Linked DNA regions of Homo sapiens: region 2 is linked to region 1. The links are chromatin loops, found by intact Hi-C in ENCODE. Cell type or tissue: CD4-positive, alpha-beta T cell. All regions are shown on one strand. Each heading gives the region's core, and the rest is flanking DNA. Links, peaks and the distances in the headings are about the cores only.

Evidence for each region. A loop is a pair of places that touch in the nucleus more often than their neighbours do. Peaks named below come from ENCODE experiments on the same cell type or tissue, not always from the same donor. Only the 100,000 strongest peaks of a DNase experiment are listed, where the experiment ranks them.
Region 2: a loop joins it to region 1, with 2.1 times the contacts of the local background. A loop is called at or near these places in 4 of 110 quality-filtered maps.

The regions. Positions count from the first base shown.
Region 1 is chr12:52,684,348-52,694,976 of GRCh38, forward strand. It overlaps KRT77 (keratin 77), which reads right to left. Exons shown (of 9, transcript NM_175078.3): 5 at 10,279-10,443; 6 at 8,408-8,533; 7 at 8,074-8,294; 8 at 7,591-7,625; 9 at 5,279-7,092. The coding sequence ends at 6,818. Among named protein-coding and RNA genes, the nearest start is that of KRT1, 9.3 kb to the left of the region's middle. In CD4-positive, alpha-beta T cell, for the core only: no CTCF peak of the experiment used is centred there; a DNase peak (open chromatin) is centred at 6,984; H3K4me3 peaks cover 1,004 bases.
Region 2 is chr12:52,622,143-52,632,771 of GRCh38, forward strand. It overlaps a transcript of KRT73 not described here. Among named protein-coding and RNA genes, the nearest start is that of KRT73, 8.9 kb to the left of the region's middle. In CD4-positive, alpha-beta T cell, for the core only: no CTCF peak of the experiment used is centred there; no DNase peak of the experiment used is centred there; H3K4me3 peaks cover 2,420 bases.

The DNA of each region.
Region 1 (10,629 bases), core at 2,032-10,031:
ACCCCAGCGGTGCTGGATGACAGAGCACCAAAACACCCCCACCCAAGGACTCACACACACAACCCAGAACTGATCATTGAGATGAGGCTGCCAGGGGCTGGCTGTGGGGCATGGGCAGGAGCAGGTGTGGTGATGTTTTGAGAGCTTTTGTGGGATGGGACCAAGAAAAGAGTGAAGAAAGACATGCAGTGACAAGCCACCCAGCCCTGAGGGACTCCACCAGGGACATGGGACAGGGAAATCCCAGGGGAGTGAGGAAAATTGAGGCCTGGGTGGAGTGAAGAGAAATCACAGACAATGGGGAGGCGGGGCGAGATGTTGAAAGCAGCCAGGCAGCAGAGGAGGGGCCAAGGCTTCTTATGCAGGAGGGAGAGCTGCAGACAGAGGGGCAGCCCTATTTAGGATGGACAGCAAAGAAGGAGGTCCTCAGGAGTCACTCACTAGCAAGGCTGGAGCAGAGCAGAGGCCAGGAAGGAGGAAACCAAAGATGAACATGGAGGAGAGAGGCGGTGGGGCCCATCTTGCTCTGTGCCATGGAGGCTGCCAGGCCTGGGCTCCGCTCCTGATTCTGCACTGCTCTAGGCAGGTCACTGACCCTCTCTGAGCCTAAGTTTCCTTCCTCTGTAAAAAGGAGGCTCTATGTACCTTCCAGGGAAACTGAAGCATAGTAGAGTATAGATAAAGAAAAAAGGAGCCAGGCGTGGCGGCTCACGCCTGTAATCCCAGCACTTTGGGAGGTAGAGGTGGGCGGATCACGAGACCAGGAGATCGAGACCATCCTGGCTAACAAGGTGAAACCCCGTCTCCACTAAAAATACAAAAAAAATTAGCCCAGTGTGGTGGCAGGCGCCTGTAGTCCCAGCTACTCGGGAGGCTGAGGCAGGAGAATGGCGTGAACCCAGGAGACGGAGCTTGCAGTGAGCCGAGATCTCGCCACTGAACTCCAGCCTGGGCTACTGAGCGAGACTCCATCTCAAAAAAGGAAAAAAGGAAAGATTTTTCCCTCACTCTTGCATTTGAGAGAACCCAGAAGCTGATATAATAACCAGAAAAAAAAAAACAAACTTTAGAACAAGCCCCTGATTTACTGGAAACAGTGAAAAGGCTGGAACAGGACATTTAAGCCCTTGACATGGGCCCATTTCCTCATCTTGTGAGAGAAAGCCTTAAGAAGTCCACGGACTTGCCCTGGGAAAGCTAGGGGGCATCACATGGAAGAAGGGATCACAGGTGCATCACCGGGCTCACCTGAGGCTGGAGGGAGCTGGGGCCAGATGCGAGGAGCCTTTGCCCTCACTGCAGAGTGCCTGCTCTGCAGGGGGAGCACAAACACTGAGGGCTGAGCACACAGGGGCAGGTGTGGAGGTCAGAATGCACACTTAGAGCCCCCTGGAAGCCCTTCCAGGCTTGGGATTGGGCCACTCGGAGCCCGTCCTCCATGCTAGAAAACCTCCCAATACCCCAAATTCCCAGCCAGCCCTTCAACAGAGCATTGATCAGCCTGAAGACATCCCATTTCCCAGACTGATCGGAAAGCTGATAAAACCAGGGCAACCTTGAAGAGGGACCTTCAAGCTCAGTGTAATGCCCAGTAATTTGCTGGACTTTTTTCCCTGGGACCAAATTAACCAGCAAATGGCTCATTAATTTGAAGATGCATTCTGGGCCAAAAGGCTGGGTAATTGAAAAGAGATGACATTCTCAAGAGACTCTTCCTCAGACCAGGAACTTTCCCAGCCCAGAAACGCACACCTTGTCTAAGGTCAGATGCAGTTAGAATTTTACTGAGTCAATGATTGCTCCTCCAGTTAACCATGTCCTCAGATCAAAATCTCTGTGGATGAGAAGCTGGTGGAACTAAATTTATATTTCCAGAGTGCCCCACCCTGCCACCCTGCCTCTCAGAGCAAAGAGCAGCTGGCAGACTTTCCCTGGGACTCTCACCAACCCGGGTGTTTGCTCCCTCCTGCCAGCCTCTTGGTTTATTGATGAATGAGCCTGCTTGGCTCTCCCTCTGAGTATCTGCCTTGTGGGAATAGCATTGATTAGGGGCAGGGATGGAGCACTCCATGGTCCCTAGAAGGACTGCAGACCCCCACACCTGGTCTCCGCACTCCCAGGTGAGTGGGACTCAGGTGAGATAATGCATGTGTGGGCATTTCCTACATGGTTTATAGAATTGCTTGTTGTTTTCACTGGGGTGAGCTGAAAGTGAGAGACATTTTCTCCTGATGGGATTTCTCATTGTCTCTGATGGAAATATTGTCTATTTCAGGAAATCTCTTCAGTGTCTTAGTGCTAGTCCTCCTTGTTTAGGTCCCTAAAGTTACTCTCTCTTTCCCTGAACATCGAATTAAGACTTCTCATTTAGACGTTGAGATGCCTTCTTTGACCAACTCCTCTCCTTTCTGTCCTTTATTTCTCCTGCCCCTGCCTTGTGGAATCTCTATTCCAATATTCTTCAGATTCAGGCACATGATTCCCTCCATCTGTCCCCCAGGCCTCCATGACAGGACAAAATCAAGAATTCGGAAGAGATAAGTCAGGGCCACATTTTCTGGGACAATCTCAACTTGTTCCCAAGAGAGGAGGGAAAGGAGAGCTGTGGTTGGCCTTATCCTTGCGTGTTTTCTCAGAGCCAACGTGGATCCCATTAGAGTATCACACATGCATGATCCCAGGGATAATCAAACTCACACCCTGTAATAGACCCTGTGCTGCCAGAAAACTTAGCCTCATTTAACAGTTCTGGCTAGGGCCTTTGGCTTCTTTGTGACTTTAGCTTTCACTGGCACCTGACCTTATTCTTCCCATATAACACAGAGAGTAGAATTTTTTTTCTCAGGTTTCGCCATGTGAACTCTTAGTACAGCAAAGATGTGAGATGCCTCCATACACATATCCCCACCCATCTCCACTCCCGCCCTCAACGTCCTGCCAAACGGTTAGCCAATCTCTGCTTGAAACTTGATCACTCCCCAGGTAGCCTCTCCCATGTCAGGATCATAGAAAGGTGCTTCTTATATTGAGCCGAATATGTTGTAGCTTCCTGAAGCGATATTGATGGAATTTGGATATGGGATTCATTGGAATAGGACAGCAACCCATATGAATAAAACATTGTGTTCCCAGGCATGCCCCTCCAGAAGTCTTTGGGGAGGATGTGGCAGCTAACTGCAAACATCATATCAACCCATAGTGATAAGACACTCTGTTTCCATGCACACCCCTCTATTCTCTCTGAGAAGTTTCTCCCCATCTCATCTATCCTGGCAGCAAGCCTGTCAGAGGACAGGCAGAAAAGGGAAAGGCAGGCAGAGAGCCTGCCCACATGTGGAGGAGAAGCCCACCTTTCAGGGGACATGTGACAGCTAACTGCAAAGACACTGCCTATCTGGGTCATCAGCTTGAGTCAGCCACCCTTCCTGTGGTCCCACGGAAGCCTTTCAAATCTTTGCAGTTAGCTGCCACATCTCCCCCAGAGACTGCTCTCCTGGCCTTTCACCGGCATTCCTGTGATCGGGCTTCTGATTCCCCACCACCACTGTCCTGGTCACCTTCCTCTGAGTAGGCTCCTATTTATTACAGTTCTTGGAGCTCAGAGTCCCCACAGTGATCTGACTCCAGAAGAGCCTAAACAAGCTCTAGACGTGACTCTCTTCCTGATTCCCAAGGCTGCCTCCAGCAGCTGCCACACCTTCTGACTCACGTCTCCTCACCTGCCAGCTGGACACTCAAAGTCATGTTTACGCCCACTGCTCTCCATCCATGTCTTCCCTTCCTAGTCCGTGTGCTCCTGGCTCTTGGCTGCTCTTGGCTCTTGGCTGCAAGTGTGGGGCACTGCATCTGTCTGCTCCCTCTCTGCTTCCCTTCAGACAGCCTCTCTGCCCATTTCTCCCTTTCCTACCCATCTCCTGACAGGCCTGCTGCCAGGACAGGTGAGATGGGGAGAAACTTCTCAGACAGAATGGAGGGGTGTGCCTGGGAACACAGTGTCTTATCAATATGGGTTCCTGTCATATTCGAATGAATCCCATATCCAAATTTCATCAAAGTCCCTCCAGGGAATTAGAAAGTAGATCACATCTTTTATGTGATTCTTTTACATGGACTCAGAACTACCACATAGGATGAGGTGATGGCTTAACTTGCTCCATTATGGAATTTCTGCATCTCTGCTTCCCTCAAGGCATCAATTGAAGATGTCTCTGCCCATGACCCCACTCAGTTTGTGGGCCTCAGCCCCTTTCTTCCCTAGCTCAGTTTCTCCTGTCCAGCTGCTCCTTCTCACCCCCACACTCTCTCTTATTTTGAGTCTCTGAGCAGACTATCCCCCTGTTTGGAGGGCCCTTCCCTCATCTCCCCACCCACACCTCTCTTCCTTGGCCCTGTTCCATATCCCAGTCCTCCAGGAGTCTGTTGGAACCAAACGTCCCTTCCCCAGCACTGGCACCTGTCGTAAGTCCCACTGTTCCTGTTTTGGGGGGTCTGCCTGTGTCCTCAGGATAGGCCTTGCTTCCACTCTCAGGCTAGGAGGTCCTTAGAAGCACACTCAGATTTCTCTTCTCTCTGAATCGTCCCTCCCCCATAATATGTCATTTAGTTGTGAGCAACTTAAGAGTCAGAAACATGTTCATTCAACATTGCATTCCCAGTGCCTAAGCCACTGCCTGCCACACAGTAGGAGCTTAATAAGTGCTCATTGAACAAATGTATAATTGACTTTTGGATGATCAGCCACTTTAAGGATTAATAAGATTATGTCTGTAAGATTCTTCAAGACTGTGTATTACTTGTACAATAAAAAATAAGAAGAAATTTTAACTTCCCAAATATAAATAATTTCAGAGGTCTGCAGAAATTTTTAAAGAAATAGCCCAGGTACCACGCCTCACACCTGTAATCCCAGCAATGTGGGAAGCCAAGGTGGGAGGATCACCTGAGCCCAGGAGTTCAAGACCAGCCTTGGAAACATGGTGAGACCCCATCTTTATTTAGAAGAAAGAAGAAAAAGAGGAGAAGATGAAGATGAAGATGGAAGAATGAGAAGGAGAAGGAGAAGAAGAAGAAGGAGGAGGAGAGGAGGAGGAGGAAGAGGAGGAGGAGGGAAGAAGAAGAAGAGGAGGAGGAGGGAGGAGGAGGAGGGAGTAGGGGGAGGAGGAGGGAGGAGGAGGAGGAAGAGGAGGAAGGAGAAGAAGAGGAGGGAGAAGAGGAGGAAGGCAAAGGAGAAGAAGGAGAAGAAGAAGAAGAAATAATGCATCTCCTGACCAAACAGCAATTTGAGATCACAGAAAAATTTATTATAGAAATACCAGAAATGCTGCCCCTTGACAGTACAACTTTGAACCAGGAAATGATGAAGTCACAAGAACAGCCTAAGAGACCCACACTGAGCCCATCCAATGCCCCAAGAGAATCATGGACTTGGAAGTTGTGTTAGGACTCAGCTAGCAAGTGAAGGTGACTCCAGATCATAGAAGCAAAGCTACATTCCCTCTCTCAAGGCCTGATACTTTCCTCTTCCTGCCCTCTCCAGCACATCTCAAGCCTCTTACATAAGATTCAAAATTAAGAGTCATATTCTCACAAAGGGCTCACAGCTACAGAGAACAGAAGGCAGGAGGGACTAGAGAGGTCTGGGAAAGGGCATTAAAATGCCTTGCAAAAAAATGGGCAGCTTCCTGACTGACTTGGGGTTGGAACCCTTCCAAGACCCAAGTCAGATCCTCAGACTCCTCAGGCCCGAGGCACCTGGATGGAACAGAGCTGGGCTTCACATGCCCACCCAATGGGGCAATTCTCAGAGTGGTTATGATGCAGAGCTTAGGAAGGGTCAGGCTTCAAAAGAATGGAGCTGTCAGGAGGAAACAGGACAGAAGCAGAACTTGCTTGTCTGTTCATCAACTCCTGCATCCACTGCTAAAACAGGCTTCCTTTGGGTAAGGATTCATGACCCTATGCCCTCTGAAATACTTCCACCTTGAGTTGTTTACACAGGGGAGAATGCTTCCTGAAACAGAGGTTCAGAATCAGGACAGTGATGCCTTACAGATATCTGGTGTGGGCAGCAAATCTATACTATCCATCAACATGAGTGTATGAGGCTATGGACCAAGAGGCAGGAATAGGCCGCTGGTGCAGAGGTTTTCCTTACCAAGCTAGCTTGCCCTGCAATCAGCAACTTCCCCCAAAGGGATCATTATGTGGTCCCCAGCAGGGCAGGGGGGCGTGGATTCTTGTTCACAGAGCAGCCCAGGTACAGCAAAGGGAGCTTGGGGTTGAGATACCAACTCTCCATTATGCGCCTTGTCGATGCTCTCTACAGGCTGTTTCTGTTTCCCTCCATTGCTAAACTAGATGCCTGGTATCTTTTAGCACTGGGGATTAATACTTAGCTGCAGTGGCTTGAACTGGGGCATAAGGGCATTCTACTTGGAGGCAGAGGAATGATAACAATGACTTCTCCCTACCTTGCCAACTCACGCAGCCTCTGCCTCTAACTGGAATGTTTGTGCTCACCCTGGGCTACCGATCTTCCAAAAAGGTGGGAGCAGGAACAGCAGCAGGGCCAGCAGAGCGGGGTCTGAGTGAGAATGTGCCTAGCTGTGAATCTGACTGCAAGCCAGTGCCCTCCAAAGAGAGATCTGCTGTTTGGACTTATCCACCCTGCTTCCCCCATTAGAGTCGAATTTATTGGCAAAATTGCTGAGACCCATTAAGAAAAGTGAATGAGAGGGGATCAGGAAGGGCGTGGAGGGGAGGAGTTTGAGGAGAGGGCGGTGAGGGGCAGGCGTGATGTGTGGCAGAAACGAGGCCTCTACTCCAAGATCCGCCTGTGGGAGGTGTTGGTGGAGGTCTGGATGATCTGCACGCGCGAGGATCCGCGGCCGCTTCTGCCGCTCCCTCCGTAGCTCCCGCCACCGCCGCCGCAGCCGCTGCCATAACCGCCTCCACTCCTGCCTCGTGCCCCGCCTCCGCGGTAGCTTCTTCCGCCGCCATAGCCCCCACCGCTGCCGCCGCCGTAGCCTCCTGAGCCGTAGCTGCCGCCGCCTCCCGCGCCGCCGTTGACGCTCACCTGGCTGTTCTGCACGGCTGTGGGTAGGGGACAGTGCACACGGGGTCAGAGGGACCGGGCAAGGCCCCCACCTGCACCCGCCCCTGCACCTGCAGCCTCCTCCATCCTCGATCACCCGTGGCATCGACTTGCAAACCCCATACATTGAAAATTGAAAGTGTTCCTACTTGAAAAGTATTCTTCATACTACAAAGGGATGCCAGGGTTCCTCTCAGCAACACACTTACATTGTTTATTGAATATGTACCCTAAAGAGTTCTAGCCGCTGCTGATTCCTCCTAGGCATCATTTAATAAAAAGGCATCATAACAATTAAGATAAGCAGACCTGAAATCATAACCATTTATTTCAAATGAATTCTTCCAGGCTTTGCCATTACACTTGCTTACTTTGGTGTCTATTGCACAGGACTGGAAGCTAAAATGCCAGACTTTCCGTTCTCTGCTGGCCACCTCCTGGCCCTCCCTCCACCCAGCACCACCAGCCTCTCTCTGCCCCTGGGCTCTGCTACTTACAGATGCTCACATGGCTCTGCAGCTCTCCTGACATCCTGTAAAACCAAAGCACACGGTCAGCCAGACCCACAGGGCCTGAGGAGAGAAGGCTGTGGCCCACAGACATCTGGATCAGAGGTGTCCCCAAGCCTTAGGGAAATGTGTGTGCATGAGCAGAGGTCAGGAAGCCAGTGGGGCAGAGAGAAATTTCAGGGTTTTCATGAAGCCTTTTAGCATTGGGGGTGAATACCCAGCTGCAGAGGCTTGGATTGGGGTATAAGGACATTCTACTTGGAGGTGGAGGAATGATAACAATGACTTCTCCCTATGTGAAGAGGCTTGTCCATTCACACAGCCTCTGCCTCTAATTGGAATGTTTCTGCTCACCCTGGGCTACCAATCTTCCCAAAAAGGTGGGGCTTATCTTTTCTCCAAATAGCCAGTCCCACAGCTTCATGGGTGCATCTCAAGCCTTAGCCCCAGAAACACAGCTGCCAGACCCACCTGCTCTCCTCGCCCTCCAGCAGCTGGCGGTAGGTGGCGATCTCCACATCCAGGGACAGCTTGACCCCCAGCATGGCCTGGTAGTCACGCAGCAGCCGGGCCAGCTCCTCCTTGGACTGCTGCAGGGCCTCCTCCAGGTCCTGCAGCTTCTGCCACGCATCCTGGAGGGCCTGCTCGCCTCTCTCCTCAGCATCCGAAATGAGTGACTGCATCTGTTCAATCTGCTCCAGAGACAGTTGGAGACCATTTAATGGTTAAGTTTCCAGAGCTCGATCTGGCAGGGCATTGTAGGAGGTGCAGGGCTTGGTCAGCCCTCCCTAAGCACCCGTCCCACCTGCTTCTTCACGTTGCTGATCTCTGCCTGCAGCCTCTGGACGGTGCGGTTGAGCTCTGCAATCTCCATCTTGCTGTTCTTCAGGTCGTCTCCATGTCTCCCTGCCGTGATCTGGAGCTCCTGGTACTGGGGCCAAAGGCAGCATCATAGTCAGCATGTGCTGCCCACCACAAGCCCCTCCAGGAGGGAGTAGGTCTGGGCTGCTCTCCCCTGGGAGATTCCCACCCACCTTGCACTGTGGTCACCCCTACATGCATACTCACAGCTATACCAAACCTCCCTCACCCAGGCTGCAAACACATGTATACATGCACACACTCACACTATCCCAAGCCTCCCGCATTCCCACCAGTCTCTGGGCAGACTCTCATCCCAGCCAGACAAACCTGCTTTGTGATGCCCTTTCTACCACCTTTTCACACATCTAAGCCTTCACGTTGGTCCTTACCCACACTGAGACCCCCTCACTCTTTCCACCCACCATATAGCTTCCCACCCTTTTCCAGGATGATCTCCCTAGCAGTCAAGCAGGACCTCATGTCCTCAGAGGCCCTCCATTGGCTCCACGTTCAGTCTCATTTCCCCTCCATCTCTGTTTCTGTCTCTGTATTGCCCCATTAGTCAGAACTCCACCCCCAGGACAGGGCTCTGAAGTGGGTAGGAGAAGCATCGACTCAAGGGAATCTGCACTCTGCTATTTTTCACTGTTGGCCATCTGCTTCCTAGTCTAATGTCGAAATCCATTCCACCCCAGAACACTGTGCAGGACCGTGGGACAGAGGTCAGCCAGGATTGGAGTTGGCCACAGATCATCCTCAAAGCCAGTCATCAATGCTAGTTGTTCAGAATTTAGTGACTGGACTGTCAGCCACGCCCTTTCAACCAGAGGCTTCACCATCCAAAAAGATCCAGGTCAGTTTATGGAAAAGAAGTAACCAAAGATGTGCCCAACAACTTAGCCACAAAGGAGTTGATCTAATAAGGGAGGGTGTAGTCTAACAATATAATACCAGGCTGTTAAAAATGCGGCAGGTTATTTAGTGTCACAGAAAAGTATCCATATGTGTTAAGTAAAAGAGAAAGTATAGCCTGGCCAACATGGCAAAACCCTGCCACTACTAAAAATACAAAAATTAGCTTGGTGTAGTGGCGCGTGCCTGTAATCCCAGCTACTCAGGAGGCTGAGGCAGGAGAATCACTTGGACCCAGGAGGCGGAGTTTGTAGTGAACTGATATCAGGCCACTGCACTCCAGCCTGGGAGATAGAGTGAGTTTCCATCTCAAAAAAAAAAAAAAGTAAAAAAAATATATTTTAATAGATACCATTATGAAAAAAGAATAAAAATCATTCTAGTGGTGAGGGGAATGGGTTTGTAGACACAAACCCAATTTTAATTAAGCTCTGGCTCTGCCATTTACTAGCTACAAGGCATTAGGGAAATTAAGTAATCTCACACACTACTATCTATTATAAAATGGTGATAACGAAATTCTTACCTCATTGGTTGTTGTAAGGACTGAATGAAATAATAATAAATAAGTAAAGCACTTTGTGCAGTGCCTAACACATATGAGTTCTCAATAAACATTATTGGGTTTTTGCAAAAGTAATTGCAGTTCTCGTCATTACTTTTAATGGCGAGAACCGCAATCACTTTTCCACTAGCCTAATAGCGACAAAGAACTGGTAGAAGAGATATTAACATATTAATAGCGGTAGTGAGAGATGGGTAATCTTTACATGTAATTTCTAGAATTTGTATAACAAACACATTTTACTTCAGAAATAAGAGAAAGACAATGCAATAAGAGAAAGACAATTCTGGGAAGAATCTGTTTTTCTGGGCACCAGATCTGGGGGCCACGCCCACCTTGGTCTGGTACAGGGCTTCGGCCTCGTCCTTGCTCCTCTGTGCAATCAGTTCATACTGGGTCCGCACTGCATCGATGATGCTGTCCAGGTCCAGGGAACGGTTATTGTCCATGGACAGGATGACGTTGGTGTCGCTGATGTGAGTCTGCACCTGAGACAGCTCCTGCGAGGCATGGCGCACAGGCTGACTCCTTCCATTCTCCTCTGGGGGCCTCAGTTTTCCTCTGCTGCTCCCTCAAGGCTCTCGGGGGAAGCCAGAAGCCTGGGCCAGGTAGTCTTGGGAAAAGCTCTTGGAATTGTTGTGTGCAATGAGAGATAATAGGGAGAGTCTTAACTGCCTCCAGGGAGA
Region 2 (10,629 bases), core at 780-8,779, 63 kb before region 1:
ACGATTGATAGATGCCAATACTTAGATGACAAAGTTGTTAAAATTATCTGACAAAGATTTCAAAGCAGCCACAATAAACATGCTTAAATGAACAACTAAGAACATGCTAAATAGATGACAAATTAGACAGTTTCAACAAAGAAATTTAAAAACCAGAAGAACTAAATGAAAGTTTTATTTATTTTTTATTTTTTTATAAACATCCCCAACTTGCTTGTTTTATTGGAGAAGAGGACATGGAATAAACATCTGGGATGTGAGTCTGGGAAGAACCCCCTCTCCTCCCCATATATGCCTACTGCCCCAAACTAAAAATAACCAACTCTGGGAGAGCAGCTGAGACAGCAACTGGGGGCAGAAGAAGGAGACACGGAACTGGAGGGCAGTGGTGAAGAGACCACACGTGTGCTGGGAGGGCCCAGAGGCAGTGACAGCATGAACAGTGCAAGTACAAGTCTCTGTGCCTTCCCTGGGGTTGTGTATAAATATATAGAAATGAGGCCTTCTATCCCATTTCTCTCCCTTCCGCTCCTTGCTGCCTGCCACAGTCCCAGCTCCTCTTTCCACACGAGGGCGAAGGGAAGTGGAGGATGAACAAGTCATCACTGAATTGCGATCAGACCCACATCCATCAGCTTCTGGATCTTTAAATGGAAGTTTTAGAACTAAGAAATATAATAATCAAAATAAAAAACTCAATGGATACACGTAACAGGAGAATAAAAGGCCAGAGGAAAGAATCAGTGAACTGGAAGAGAGGACAATAAAAATTACCCAATCTGAATAATAAAGAGAACTGAACAACAGACTGAAGAAGAATAAAATGAACCAAGTCTCAGGATCAGGGAGACTCTAACAAAAGATCTAACAGTCAAGTCACTGGGGTTCAGAAGGAAAGGAAAAGAAGTATTGCTGAAAAATAACTCAAAGAAATAAGGAATAAAAATTCCCCAAATTTGGCAAAAGACGTAAACCCACAGATTCAGGAAGCTGAGCAAACCCTAAACAGAATAAACCCAAAGAAATTCATACCTAGACATATTATAGTCAGAATTCTGAAAACTACAAATAAAAACCTGAAAGCAGCTAAAGAGAAACAATGCTTTACCTTTAGGGAAAAAACAATTTGAAGGACAGAAGATTTCTCATCATAAACTATGGAGGCTAGCAGGGAGTGGCATAGTTTTCAAGTGCTGAAAGCAAAGAACTGTTGATGCAGAATTCAGTGCCCAGTAAAAATATCCTTCAGGAATGAAGACAAAATGAAAACATTCTCAGATGAAGAAAAACTAAGAATGTGTTTCCAGCAGGCCTACCCTAAAAGAATGGCTAAAGTAAGTTCTCTAAACAGAAAGAAAATGATAAAAGAAGACAACTTGAAACATTAGGAAGGAGGAAAAAACATGATAATTTTTAAAAAATAAGTTAATACAATAGACTTTCCTTCTCTTGAATTTCCTATAAATTATGTTCAATGGTTGAGGCAAAAATTCTAACACTGTCTGATGTGATTCTAAATGTATTTAGATGAAATATTTAAGAAATTATATTATAAATGAGAGACGGTAAAGGAATATAAAGAGGTAAGGATTCTTCAACTGATAAAATAATGATAGCAATAGACTGTGATAAGTTATGTATATATAATAAAATACTCAGCAGCACTAAAAATGCTATACAAAAACGTTTACTAAAAGACACAATACATAAATCAAAATGGATTCTTAAAAATGTTCAAGTAACCAACAGGACAGTAGGAGAAAAACATAAATAGAAAAAAGAGAACAATTAGAAAACAAAAATTTAAATGGCAGCTTAAGCCCTAATATATCAATAATTATGTTAAATATAAATGGCCTAAATGTACCAATTAAAAGACAGAGATTGGCGGAGTATATTTTAAAACATGAACCAACTATATGCTATCTCCAAAAACTTATCTCAACTATAAGTGTCTAGATTAACATCAGATAAAGTATACTTCAAAGCAAAAAAATTATGAGACAGAGAGAGACAGTGTATAATTTAAAAAGACCAATTCACCAAGAAGAAATAGTGATTTAGTAAGAAGACATTCCTAATGTTTATACACCAAACAAAAGAGTTGCAAAATATGTGAATGAAAGACTGATGGAACTAAAATATTAGATAGACAAATCCACAATTATAGTTAAGGACTCCAATATTCCTTTCTCACAGTCAATAGAACAATTAGCAAGAATATTATCAAGGATATAAAAGAACTTAACAGTACCATCAACCAACAGGATCTAATTGATATTTATAAACATTCTACCTAACAAAAGCAGAATAAATATTCTATTCAAGTGCCCACAGGACATATACCAAGATAGGCCATACTCTGGGATATAAAATAAACCTCAACAAGTTGTAAATAACTTAAACCATACAGAGTATGTTCTCTAGCCAAAATAAATAAACTGAATGTAAACAAAGGAAAGATAACAGGATCTATCCAAACACTTATTAACTAAACAATATACATCTAAATAACTCATGGGTTGAAGAGGAAGTCTCAAAAGAAAATTTTTAAAGCACATTATTTGCAAATACATTCACATTTGGAGGTAATGGGAGTTAGGACTTTAACATATCTTTTTTGGAGAATGCAATTCAACCCATAACAGAAACAAAAAGCACAAGCGACAACAAAACAAAAAAAAAAAATAGATAAATTGGACCTCAACTAGTTTCTGACAGAGTCAAAAATAATTCAGTGGAAGAAAGTTAGCCTTTTCAACAAATGATGCTGAAGTAATTATATACAAATAGGCAAAACAAAAATAAAACAAAAAATCTTGATTTAAGTTTCATATTTTGCACAAAAATTAACTCAAAATAGATCACAGACTTAATTGACTATAAAATGTAAAACTATAGAACTTTTAGAAAAACAATAGGGGAAATCCTCAAGATAAAGGGTAGGTAAAGAGGTGTTAGATTTGACATCAAAAGCATAATCCATATAAGGAAAAATCTACTGGACTTCATCAAAATTAAAAACTTTGTACTGCAAAAGACCTTGTTAAGGAGGATGAGAAGACAAGCAATGGACTAGGAAAAATTATTTGCAGACCACATATTCAGCATAGGACTAGGATCTAGAATACATAATGAACTCTCAGAACTCAACAACAAAAGAACAAGCAATTGCATTAGAAAATGGGCAAAAACATCACAAGACTTTCACTGAATAGTTCATACCGATGGCAAATAAGCACACAAAATGAAATTCAACATTAGAGAAATACAAATTTAAGCCACAATGAGATATTACTCAACACCTATCAGAATGGCTTAAATAAGACTTAGTGGCAACACTACATGCTGGCAAGGACCCAGAGAAACTAGAGCACTCATATATTGCTAATGAGAATGTAAAATGGCACAGCCACTCTGGAAAACAGTTTAGCAGTTTTTAAAGAACCAAACAAGCAACTCTCATACATCCCAGCAATTACAAACCTGATCATTTATCCCAGAGAAATGAAATCTATGTTCACACAAAAACCTGTATGCAAACATTTATAGCAGCTTTATTTGTAATAGCCAAAAAATGCAAACAATCCAGGTGCCCTTCAATGGGTGGCAAACCGTGGTACATTCATGTCATAGAGTACTACTCAGCAATGAAAAGAAATAAACTATCACTACATGCAATGACCCATGTGAATCTCTAAAGAATTATACTGAGTAAAAAAAAAAATCCTCAGGGATTGTATGATTTGTATATTGTATGATTCCATTTATGTAATACTCTCAAAAAGATTCCATTTATATAACATTCTTGAAATACAGAAATGGGGAACAGATTAGTAATTGCTTGGGGGTTAAACAGTGTCACAGGAGAGAAGTGGGTGTGTCCAAATGAGGACAACATGAGGGAAATTTGTGATGATGGTAAAGTTCTGTATCTTAATTGTATAAATGTCAATATCCTGGTTGTGATATGCGATAGTACATCTTGCAATGTTTACTGAGCACATTAATAAATTAAGCATGTATATGACAGGTACTGTTCTGAGCACACTAATCTTCAAAATAACCCCATCAAGAAGGTTCAGTTAACACACAGTTTATGGATAAGAAAACTGAAGCACAGAAGGTTAAGTTACTTGCACAAGGTCACATAGCTAGAACCAGGACTGGAAGCCAGGCAGCCCACTGCAGAGTCCATCCTTTTAACCACTACTGCCTGAGATCTTTCTAAAATCCCTACTTTCCCTGACCCTGAGATTCTTATTGAAAAGGTCTGGGTCAGGTCTTGAGCTTGGAGAGTTTCTTAAACTTCCTCATATTGTTTTCATCAGAGCCTGAACCCACTCTCAGGAGTTGTGCCTTTTAACAGCACAATCAGGAGCAAGATACCACAACTCGTATCCCTCTGACCAGAGCTTAGTTTCATGGCCATAGTTATTTTCAAGGGAGGCTGGGAAATGTCATCTTTGGGTGGCTGGCCATGTGCTCATCTAAATTTCTACTTCTGTGAAAGGAGAAAGGATAAGGGGCGGGGTGGGGAGGCACCCAGCAGGCTCAGCTATGCTCTGCCTGCTAGGTAAGCAAGCATTCTTGCCATTGTGTCTAATAGTCCACTGCTCAAAGCTGCAGCATGGAGTCCAAATCTGGGAAGGCAACGCAGCCATAGGATGACCAACATTTTCCATTTGCCTGGGCTTATTGGGTTCTCAGGATGTAGGACTTTCAGTTTTAAAACTAGGAAAGTTCCAGGCAAACAGGAACAAGGTGGCCACTCTACCCGGAAGGGCTCTCTTGTCCTGATCTTGCCCCACCCACCTGTCCTGCCACATCTCTCTGCAAGCTCCACCAGACTGCAGTTTCTTATGCTCTTGTCAATCTCCTTTTCTTTCATTTGACCATTTCAACCATTTATGGTGCACCTACTTATGTGCCCAGCACTGCTCTGTTCACAGTAGATACAGCACCTCTACTTAAACACTCCCTTCCCCTTGGCTAACTCTTCATCTTTCAGGTTTCAGGTTTCAGCTTTGAGAAATCTTCATCAAGGAAGTCTCCCTTATCCTCCTAATCTGGGTCTCTTGTTCCTGAGATGCTCTTCCCAAGATAGCATCTGTCTCACTATACTGTGCACCTTCACTTACCTGCTTCCCAGTAGCCAGAAGTCTTGATCACCCTTTTGTATTAGTGTTGAGAACAATCTGGCACATAAATGGTTGTTGAATGAATGCATGCTGCCTCTTCAGAAGTGTAGGAGTGGCTCAAAGGCAGGACCTGTGCACCATTATCCCTGGCTATCTTCCTCCCCTTGCTGCTCAAAACAGAGCTCACAGCAGGGAACTTTTGACAAGACCTGCCTTCCAATACAACACCTCTGGACTCCAAGTGCAGTGCTGGACTGGAAACTGCCTTCTGAGCAAAGCAGGAGACGAAACAGGAGAGTTGCCCTTGTGACCCAAGCCCCCAGGCTGCTTTTCCCACTCCACACCCTCTGGCCATTTAGTTACCTGATAATAGTCCTCCTAGCAATAATGATAGCAACACTATTACCCTGCAATTAGCCAATAATAACACCAGCTTGGCCACCAAACAAGGCTCAAGGCCTGAAGTTATTGCTGTAAAAACGGAAGCTGAGTTTTCCTAATAGAGAGAGGAAACAAGGGTCCTTTGTGCCAACCTTCCAAAGCCAAACAGGAATAGCACCCCTTCCAGTGTTCCCTCCTGTCAGCACAGACAGCCAAGCAAGGATAGAACAGAATGAACATGTGTGTGTGTGTGTGTGCACATGTGCACATGTGTGCCTTGCAGGATGGCAATCTGGGGGTAGTGAACAATACTCAGGGAAGATCTTATTAGTGAATATTTTTAAAGTTTCCAAACAGAATAAATTCCCCATGAAGTTTATTGGAGAGGTGTGGGAGAGAGGGTAAGGTGGGAGTGGGCAACCCTTTAAACAAAACACAGGATGCAAGATCTCCTTCATAAACTGGAGGGCTCCAGGGCTCTAGTCACACCCCTCATAGCCCAGCAGGTCACACTGGACATCATTTCAAACTAGACTCTGCCTGAAGTATGGCCCTTATGATGGATTTGCTTCTGCTATGTTTTTATACTCATTCCGGCAGAAGGGGAGACACCTGAACCCAGCCCACCCTCAGGTTGCTCTCCAGGTGGATAATCCACCTGGCTTTCTCAGGGAATGGGGTGGGGCCGGGCTGGCACACTTTCACCCTCCCAGTCCCCATAGATCTTCCTCTCTCCTCCTCCCTTTTGTGGCCACCCAGGGTCTACGAATCCGTGGAAGGCAGAGAGTCCCTCTGCCTTAGAATAGGTCATAGGAGGCCTTGTAAAATGAAACAAAAACAACTTCTTGCTAAACATGGTTGCAGATAATCAGTACCATGGCTGACATCCACTAAGGTGGATAACTGAGAATTGATAGTAATCATGTTTCAAAAGGTGTTTATGCATGCCCTTACTTCAGTACCAGAGATAGGAGAAGAGCTCTTGCTTCTGCATCACAGAAGGAGACAGTGTGGGCTAAGAGCACTACGAGCCTGCAGGGAGAGACAAGGGAGAAGGTGACTGACACCAAAGGCCCACTGAGAGGGGCTTTCTTCTGGGGCCTGGCATTTGGATGCATGAGGGAGAAAAGAAAAAGAATTTGTTTTGACCCAAAAGCCCATCTCCACATTGCCATAGAAGACAAAAAGGTGGGGGTAGAGCCAGAGCAGGTATGCGTGCTCAGGCAGACAGATACCAGGAGAGAGCAGGGCCAGAAGATTGGCCTTTGCCTCTGGGAGGGAGACCCACAGGTTTCTGTGCCCTGAGTTGGAGACCTGGACTCTCATTAAACTTGACTCCTCATCTCCCAAGTCAGGACCAGCATGTGCAGGATTCCTAGCTTGAGGTCTGGACCCTCCAGCTGGCCCCCAAGGACCTGGCAGCCCTGGACACGAACCTGGATGCTGCACCAGATCCTCAGGGGATGGTGCCCCCTCTCAGGAAGTCTCTGTTCCCTGAGCAAAAGCCAGACACAGTGGCCTGAGAGCTGAAACAGTGCTTGACACCACAGCTGTGGGGAGACAGCTCTGTGCACCCCCACACCCCTTCTACATCCCTGAATATCCATCTCACACAGCATTGAGGGGCACCTTCTTGAAGTGTCCCATGAAGGAACAGTGGCCAGGGCTCCCACACCACCCACTGTCTGGGCCATGTGTCCACCACAGGCAGCAAGGGCCCTGAAGGCAGGGTCTCCCCTTCCCCCACGTGGATGCAGCGTGAGTTTCTACACGGAAGAGGAACCCTGCAGCTCCTATACTGTGGAGGAGGAACCTCCACAGGGCCACGGACAAATAGTGACCTGCCCAAGGCCACACAGCCAATGCCTACAGAGCAAGTTCAGGGCCCCAGGGCCCCAGCTGCCTGGCCAAAGGCTCCTTCCTTTTACTCTCAGGAAAAGGGAAGGTTGGATCCTGACCGCACAGCAAATCCACCCCCACCTATGTAGAGCAGTTCATGTTGTTGGTGACTTCTCTAGATTGCCTGTTCGCATGAAAACAGAATAATCAGTAGATCCTCTCACGGGGCTCAGAGGAGAACAACGTCAGAGGAAAGGATACCTCAAGTCTGCTTCATAATTCATAATTCAATCTCAGCTGGGAATCGCATCAACTCCTGTATAGAGTAACAAGAGCAGCCCTTCTCAATCTGTTCCCCTTGCTCACCCTCCCAACCCACAGTCGCCTCATGGCCACTGTTCCTAGACTTGCACAAACACTCACACTCTCCCAGGCCCCTCAACCTGTATGCCTTCCACCCTTTCCAAGCCCGGGATCAATACAGCCGTGCCTGGACCAGGTGAAACCAAGGAAAACTATAACTTGTCTCCCAGCCTTTCTCAACAGCAGGGAAATCCCCACCCTTTTCCCTCTTGTTCAAGTGAGGGAAAGTCTAGAGGGTAAAGCAGTGCAGCATACAGGGCCAGGATCAGTGCTCATCACGTGCACCCTGGTCAAAGGCCCTGACTGGACAGCACTGCTGAACGAAGCCTGAGGCACATTTCAGGAATGAATGAGTTAATCAATTGCCTATCATACAGATGGGAAGGTTGACAGAGTGCCTGCCACGACGGAGTGCAGTGAGGACCCTTGCCTATCCTGTCTCCTCTGGGTCACCCACCTGCACGCCTGGCCCTCCAGGGCCACCTTGATGCTCATCAGCTCCTGGTACTCACAGAGCAGCTGGTCCAGCCTCCACCTCAGCCAGCTTGTCCTGGGCATCTCCGATGGCTACCTTGCCCTTCTGCTCTGCCTCCAGGATGGTGTCTTGCAGGGCAGCACTGTGCCGAGGGCCAACAGTAGGCAGTGAGTGGATCACGAGAGACCAGGTACCTTCCTGCACCCACCTATGCTTGTCTCTTCTCCACCCTCTTTCCCACCCTTATTGTGGGAAATGTGAGAATATAGAAAAATTGGAAAAAAAATCTATCTTAACCCCACTCTCCCCCCTCCAAAGGCTACCACTGCTGAGTTGGGGTCCCATCTGTTTCCTGAGGTTGGTGATTTCTGCCTGAAGTCTCTGGGTGGCTCAGTTCAGCTCATCGACCTCCATCTAAATGGCTTTGAGGTCCTCACCCTTCCTCCTGTCAGTGACCTGGAGCTTCTGGTACAGGAAGTGGGGGAAGGCAAGAGTGAAAAGATAGCACAGAGAGAGTGAAAGCAGGGCTCCTAACCCCAGATCTCTAAGCCTCGGTCAACCAAGACTTTTATGTCCTGGCCAGGCTGGTCACTGTGGCCAAAACCAACACACAGAGGAGACATATTCCTGTCTGCTAGGAATGTATAGTCCAGCTGAGAAAACAAAACAGTCCTATGTAACATACTTACGTAACTATCAAAGATCACCTAGCCAGTTCCTAGACAATAATATGGAATGCTCTGTCCCAGTCAGATCTTGATGAAAGAGATAGTAACATAGACAATCCATAGTGGGAGGAAGATATCCACTATTTTATGTGTGGACCTAGAAGCGTTATTTCTACCAAAGAACCACCTTAAATCATTTTCCACCCAGATGAGTATTAGGAACGTCAGGCTTCCCAGAGATGGGCTTCCATGCACTGTGGAGGTGGGAAGGCATTGGGGAGCCAGTGGAGGCAGAAGGAAGCCAGCCTGAGTTGAAATATTGGCCAGCACAATGTGTGGAATGAGGAGCTGACTGCACTGGTGTGAAGGCTGCTTGGTGTTTCTCAATGCACCTGAGTCTGCAGAGTTGAGACGGCTCCCCTGACCCAGGACCAGCAAGACCCCAGGAAGCCAGAGCCCCAGTAACTTCCAGTGGCCTAGCCGAAGCCTTTCACCAGATGTATGAGGTTAGGCAACCCTTCCAGCCACAGGGCGAATGGAGCAGGTCAACCCTGCATGCAGGATACTTCTCTGGGTGACCTTGGACCGACCCAGTCCTCCCTGCTCTCTCACTTGTAGTTCTCAAGAATAACTGCAGGATGTTCTGGGAATGCAGCATGCTGAGATAAAGGGGTCAGAGCAGCTGGGGTGCTGTTCTGGTTTCCCCTAGAAACACAGTGTCCTTCAATGCTTTAGCCCAGCACATCACATTCCCTTGGGGTATAAGACTCTGGGCAGGCTGCTTTTCAGGGTTCCTTAGCTGTAGTGTAAGTGGGATACATGACTCCATCCACTCTGGGCAGCTTTTCTAGGCTTTGGGGACCCACTCAACATGAATCCTGGGCTTCTGTTGTTCTTTGCTGTCTGGAAGCAATAAATATTTTTCCTGTAACTTGTTGCATGTGAGTGTGGTCTGCCTCGCTGGACTCAGACAAGTTAGTAACCTCTGGACAGTGAGCCTGCTTCACAAACCCCTGTTGGTGGAGGGAGGGGATCCTTCAACTTCCCTGGGCACAACCCAATGCAGAACACTTCTCTGGGTCCTCACCTTGGTCTGGTACAGGGCCTCGGCCTCAGCCTCAACCTTGCACCTTCAAATAATCTCCTTTCACTGCACCTTGACCTCAGAGAGGATGCGGACAGGTCCAGGTGCTTGTTGCTGTCCATGGAGGGCCCCACGCTAGTGTCACTGATGGTCTGCTGCACCTGGGCCAGCTCCTATGCAGCAGGGCAAGGGTTACTCCTCAGGAAACAGTCTCTCACCTTTTGGGGCTCTCAGAGCTACATCAAGCTTTCTCCTTCTTCAGTTCTCCAAGCATCCCAGGCCCCCAGGGAGCTTGGACCCCAGACTTACGGCAGCATAGAAGGCTTGGAAGAATTAAACCTCCTGCTTCAGACATCCGCCTTAGCACTGGGGTCAACCTGGACCAAGCAGGTGCTGTCGACATCCTGAAAGAAAGGAGGCAATGGGCCCCTTCAGGTTGGTCTGGGAGACTTCTACATGCACTGTCAGGATGCCAGAGGGAGAGTAGCATGGACAGGGCAAGCACAGAGGGAAGGTCAGTTCCCGTCTCAAAACCAGCAGAGTGGGTTTGCAGCCTGAACAGTGATAGCCTTAAGAAAACAGGACTTTAAGCCAGAATAAAAGGAGAGGCCTTCATTCTCATTGTTTCTCACAGGCTTGCACTTAGCCGCTGCTGACTTGGAGGTTAACTGGGCTCAG